2 separate regions of the Homo sapiens genome follow, and region 2 is linked to region 1. A link is an interaction called in ENCODE POLR2A ChIA-PET data of the cell type or tissue named here. Cell type or tissue: MCF 10A. All regions are shown on one strand. Each heading gives the region's core, and the rest is flanking DNA. Links, peaks and the distances in the headings are about the cores only. Region 1 holds the start of MBLAC1 (metallo-beta-lactamase domain containing 1). Region 2 overlaps SPDYE3 (speedy/RINGO cell cycle regulator family member E3).

Region 1 (2,898 bases), core at 296-2,795:
ATTGTGCTATTGCATTGCAGCCTGTGGGGACAGAGTGAAACCGTGTTTCAAAAAAAAAAAAAAATTAGTGGGGCATAGTGGCACTTGCCTGTCATCCCAGCTACTTGGGAGGCTGAGGCAGGTGGATGGCTTAAGCTGGAGGCTGCAGTGAGCTATGACTGCACAACTGCACTCTAGCCTGTGTGACAAAAAAATATGAACAAATACATAAGTCAGGTGACTAAGGGGTCATCTTTATGCCCTGTACCTTCTCTCAGCAACCTCCATCCTATAAGAAAGGGGCAATTGGCCAAAGTATGCCTCTGCTGTAGTTGTAGATTACCATGTTTGCACGATTATCATTGTCAATGCTTCACATTTACACTAGGGCACTATGATTTTCAATGCAGTTTCCATTTTTATTTTGGAGGCCCCTCCCACGAACCTTCTCCCATTTTACTGAGGCCCAGGGAGAATGCACAGGGAGCTGAGCCCCTCCTTTGATCTTAGTTTGGTGGCAGAGACAGGCAGTGATACTGACGATGTGATGGCAGTGTCAGGTGCACTCTGTCTTCACTAGAAAACTGGCCTCCTGGAAGGGCTGGAAGCTCCCACCCTTGACTGCTCTGACTCTGTCTCCAGCAGCTCTTCGCTGTTAGGGCTTCCCTGACAAGAGTGCAGTCCCTCTCGAGGCTGATTAGTGCAGGGCGGGCTCCTCGTCTCCGACCACCGGCTCCTGCTGGCTGTTCCCTCCACCCTCCGTCTCGGGCTGCGAGGCTTCCCTTAACACTCGAAAGGGGGGCCCGTGACCAGGTACGACCACGTCGGCAACGACCAGGACCCTCTTCCGGCTCCGCTCCTGGGCTGCGGGGTCTTCACTCAGTGCCTGCCACGAATCCTCGTCCCCATCTCGCTCAAACACATCTCCCGCCACCACCACGGTGCCCAGAGCCGTGCCGGCCACCACCACGCTCACGTCGCGCTGGCCCCCGTGGCCCGGCGTGGCCCACACCTCGAGCCCCGGGCCCAGGCGCAGGGGCTGCCCCTCACCCAGCCCGTGGGGCAGGTAGCGGCCTCCGGGAAGGCAGAAGTCGTGCGAGACCAGCAGAGCCGCGCCTGGGAACAGCCCCAAGTTCCCGATGTGATCCGAGTGCCCGTGGGTCCCCACCACTAGCGTCACGTCTCCCGGGGCCACGCCCTGCCCCGCCAGCGCCCCCAGCAGCGCCTCCCGAGCCCAGGGGCCCCCGGTGTCCACCAGGATGGGGCCACGGGCCGCCTCCTCCAGGGCGGCCTCTGCGCCGCCACTCCCGCGCGGGGACTCTCGGTGGCTGGAGGCCGGGCCCCGGGTCTGGGGTAGGACCAGGGTCACGGAGCCGTCGGCGCGCACGGCATCGCCCACACCCTCTGGCTCCGCGTAGCCCTGCAGCAGAACCACCACAGAGTAGGGGTCGCCGGGCACCAGCAGAGGGGATGCCCCGCACAGCGGCTCGGTCCGCATGAGGCTGCTCCTGGCAGGGAGGGACGGGCTGGGGAGAAAGGAAATGGAGCAGTGGGCGACCGTCCTGTCCCTCCGCGATCCCCCACCCGCGCTCGGCCCCGCCACTGCCCCTAAGCCTCGGTTCTCTGCCACCCGCCTCCCATTAAGTTGGTATCACCCTCAACCCCTGCCCAAAATGGTATCGCCCAGACTCCCTTCACACTTGGGCCCGCCCCTCCCTCGGCGTCCTCGGCCCCCGCCCCATTCCGTTCGCGGTACGTACGTCCTTGCCCGTCACCCTCCAAAGGCTATCCTTTATGTTTCCCTCCATCGAATCCTAGCCGCGCTCTACCTTGGGCCTCTGCTAGGTCTTGCCTCACTCGAAGAAAGCGCAGAAATCGAAAACGCGGGTGAGAGTTTGTCCTCTGCGGTTCCCGTGTACCCAGATATGGCGGCCGAAGCGGCGCCGCGGAGGTAGCTGTAGTTCCGGCGCCTTCACCGTGTGCCCGAGGAGGCTGCCTGGCTGGGCTCCAGCCTCCTGGCGGTTCTCCGCTCCGCAACCCCAGCAACTTCTTTGCACTGCAGAATTTTGAAGCGCCATTAGCTTTGAGGAGGGTTCATGCTCAGTTGCCCAGGCAGGAGTGCAGTGGCGCGATCATACCTCACTGCAGCCTCAACCTCCTGGGCTCATGTGATCCTCCCGCCTCAGCGTCCCGAGTATCTGGGACCACAGATGCGCACCACCAAGCCCAGCTAAGGTTTCTATTTTTTCTTTCTCTTTTTTTTTGGAGACACGGTCTAGTTCTGTTGCCAGGACTGGTCTGGAACTCCTGGGCTCCAGCGATCCTCCAGTCTTGGTCTCCTGAAGTGCTAGGATTACAGGTGTGAGCCACCGCGCCTGGTCTTTTTTTCTTTTGAGACAGTCTCGCCCTGTCGCCCAGGCTAGAGTGCAGGGGCACCATCATAGCTCGCCCCAGTCTTGAACCCCTGGTTCTAGCGATCCTCCTGCTTCAGCCTCCTGGAGTGCTGGGAATACAGGCGTGCACGCCCCTCTAAATTTTTTTTGGTTTTTTTTGAGACGGAGTCTTGTTCTGTCGCCCAGGCTAGAGTGCAGTGGCGTGATCTCAGCTCACTGCAACCTCCGCCTCCTGGGTTCAAGCGATTCTCCTGTCTCAGCCTCCCGAGTAACTGGGATTACAGGCGCCCACCACCATGCGTGGCTTTTTTTTTTGAGACGGAGTCTCGCTCTATCACCCAGGCTGGAGTGCAGTGGCACGATCTTGGCTCACTGCCAGCTCCGCCTCCCGGGTTCCCGCCATTCTTCTGCCTCAGCCTCCCGAGTAGCTGGGACTGCAGGCGCCTGCCACCACACCCGGCTAATTTTTTGTATTTTTAGTAGAGACGGGCTTTCACCGTATTAGCCAGGATGGTCTCGATCTCCT
Region 2 (2,898 bases), core at 108-2,607, 190 kb before region 1:
AACCGGAAACGTCTGCTTGCTGGGGGAAGTGTCATGTCCGCTCCTCCGCTCCTTTTGTTCTCCCCTTAGGAGCGGTTCATGGTTCCTTTTGTTTTTTGTTCTTTTTTTTTTTTTTTTTTTTTGAGACGGAGTCTCATTCTGTCGCCCAGGCTGGAGTGCAGTGGTGCAATCTCGGCTCACTGCAAGCTCCGCCTCCCAGGTTCACGCCATTCTCCTCCCTCAGCCTCCCGAGTAGCTGGGACTACAGGTGCCCGCCACCACACCTGGCTAATTTTTTGTATTTTTTTTTTTTTTTAAGTGGAGACAGGGTTTCACCATGTTAGCCAGGATGGTTTTGCTCTCCTGACCTTGTGATCTGCCCACCTCGGCCTCCCAAACTGTTGAGATTACAGGCGTGAGCCACCGCACCTGGCCTGTTTTACTCTTTTATTTGTACACTGGCATTGGAGTTTGGTTTTTTTGCCTGTTTTTTTTTTTTTGGCTCTTTTGTTTTTAGAAAAAGTCTCACTCTGTTGCCCAGGCTGGAGTGCAGTGGCTCAACCTTAGCTTACTGCAACCTCCACCTCCTGGGTTCAAGGGGTTCTCATGCCTCAGCCTCCCAAGTAGCTTGGATAACAGGTGCACACCAACATGCCCGACTGATTTTTCTATTTTTAGTAGAGACGGGGTTTGCCATGTTGGCCAGGCTGGTCTCAAACTCCTGACCTCAGGTGATCCGCTTGCCTCGGCCTCCCAAAGTGCTGGGATTACAGGCCTGAGCCACCATGCCCAGCCTGAGTTTCTTTTTAGAGACAACAGTCTAAGATACTATAATCCTGTCTTTTTTGTACACAGAGTAAAGAGGACAAATAGGTGAAAGAATAAATGAAAGGCTGGAATCCCACTTCCCCCGCTGTCCCAGGGCGTTGGATATTGATGGATAGGAGGCAGCAAACCACTCACAGAGCCAGGAAGAAATGAATGCGTTGGTATTGCCAGGAGGGGAGGCCGGCCCGGCTGAAATACGCTATGACCATAGCCAGGAGATACTGATGGAGAGAAAGGAACACAGAGAGGGAGAGGTCACATCTTGGGAGAGGAAGATTGTGGAGATAGTGGAATGGGGGTCTGGGGAGGGGTTGCCCATCAGAGAAGGGACCTCAGCATTGGGGTGACTGTGCTCATGTGGAAATTGCGGGGTGGAGGGGTATTCGAAGGTCGGATGCAAATCCGAGAAGCCGGAGGAAGGGTTTTAGGTGATGCTCCCAGGATGGTGGGCTCCGATGGGATCTTTGGAGGGGGTGTGTCTAGGTCGGCTGGTGTCAGGAGGGTCTTTTGTGTGCCAGGCAGAGAACTGTCCCAAGGAGCTGAGAGTAGAGGGCCCAGGAGCTTCAGGACTGCAGCCAGACGGTGGCCTAGGGCTCAGATCCCAAAGGACCCATGGGAGAGGCAGGGGCCACTCATTCACTCTGCAAGAGACCAGCAGAGTCCTGAGGGAGATGCTGACAAATCATAAAAAGACAAAGAATAGCCGGGAGTGGCGGCTCAAGCCTGTGATCCCAGTACTTTTTGAGAGGTGGAGACAGGAGGATCACATGAGCCCAACAGTTGGAGAACAACCTGGGCAACACAGCGAGACCCTGTTTCTACGAAGATTTCAAAAATTCGTTGAGCATGGTGGCATGTGCCTAGTCCCAGCTCCTCAGGAGGCTAAGGAAAGAGGATTGCTTGAGCCCAGGAATTAGAGTGAGCTATGATCATGCCACTGTACTCCATCCTGGGGAGCAGAGCTGGACTCTGTCTCAGAAAAAAAAATGTGTGGGTGCCAAGACTCAAGACCATGGGAGCTGGTCGGACACAGTGCTGACGTCTGTAATCTCAGCACTTTGGGAGGCCAAGGCGGGTGGATCACCTGAGGTCAGGTGTTCGGGACCAATCTGGCCAACATGGCAAAACCCCGTCTCTACTAAAAACACAAAAATTAGCCAGGCGTGGTGGTTCACGTTTGTAATCCCAGCTGCTTGGAGGCTGAGGCAGGAGAATCGCTTGAACCCAGGAGGCATCAGCTGCAGTGAGTCAAGATCGAGACACTGCCCTCCAGCCTGGGCAACAGAGCAAGACTGTGTCTCACAAAAAAAAACAAAAACAAAAACAAAAAAAACTGTAGGAGCATCTGGTGGGAGGTGGTGGAGGGAGAACTGTGGGTTTGGAAGCTGCGCCCTCCCCCTGGCCGTGCGTTAGAACAGGAACACAGTTACATAGAGAACAACCTTACCTTGTCTGACACCCTCAGATCTTTGTCCCAGGCCAGGAATCTTTTAATGACAGGATCCTCTGTGATTAGAGAGCAGATGTCAGCGTGAGAAGCAGGACAGGGTTTCCATGGGAGCAGCAGGGCAGTGAGGAGAAGTGTGCCTCCCGGGGGAAAGTCTCAGGATTGTGGCCGCGGGTGAGGTGGATGGGAGAGGGGAGAATGACTTTCACTGGGCAAGGGAGAGAGGCTCCTGCTCTGAGACTCCCCTGAGAAGAGGCCGAAGGAGGCCCTGGGTGTGAGAATCTACAGGATGTAGAGCTGGGAATCAGCCGGGACCCCCTCCAGCAGACACGGAGGGACCACTGCAGAGTCATAAAGGAATTCCCATCATTTCCTCATGAGACAGTCACACATCAGGGTGTGACCATGGCCTTGGTATCCCCCACTATGGATGGAGACACTTAGGTTTAGAAAAGTCAGTAAGAAACATTAAGTTTCAGAGGGCACAGCTGAAACCACTTTTTTGATTTTTGATTTTGTTTTTCTTTGTTTGATTTTTATTTTTATTTATTTATTAATTTATTTTGAGACAGAGTCTTGCTCTGTGGGCCAGGCTGGAATGCATTGGCCTGATCTTGGCTCACTGCAACCTCTGCCTCCTGGGT

Evidence for each region. Peaks named below come from ENCODE experiments on the same cell type or tissue, not always from the same donor. Only the 100,000 strongest peaks of a DNase experiment are listed, where the experiment ranks them.
Region 2: POLR2A ChIA-PET joins it to region 1 with 5 read pairs; 2 of 35 experiments call an interaction of 5 or more read pairs at or near these places.

Annotation. Positions count from the first base shown.
Region 1 is chr7:100,125,975-100,128,872 of GRCh38, reverse strand. MBLAC1 (metallo-beta-lactamase domain containing 1) reads right to left here and starts at 1,906. Exons shown (of 2, transcript NM_203397.3): 1 at 1,809-1,906; 2 at 378-1,505. The coding sequence starts at 1,477. The coding sequence ends at 677. It also overlaps a transcript of TAF6 not described here. RefSeq lists silencers at 997-1,476, 1,567-1,686 and enhancers at 1,887-1,956, 2,667-2,898. In MCF 10A, for the core only: no CTCF peak of the experiment used is centred there; a DNase peak (open chromatin) is centred at 1,682.
Region 2 is chr7:100,315,200-100,318,097 of GRCh38, reverse strand. SPDYE3 (speedy/RINGO cell cycle regulator family member E3) reads right to left here. Exons shown (of 11, transcript NM_001004351.5): 7 at 2,255-2,313; 8 at 943-1,028. Among named protein-coding and RNA genes, the nearest start is that of SPDYE3, 8.9 kb to the right of the region's middle. In MCF 10A, for the core only: no CTCF peak of the experiment used is centred there; no DNase peak of the experiment used is centred there.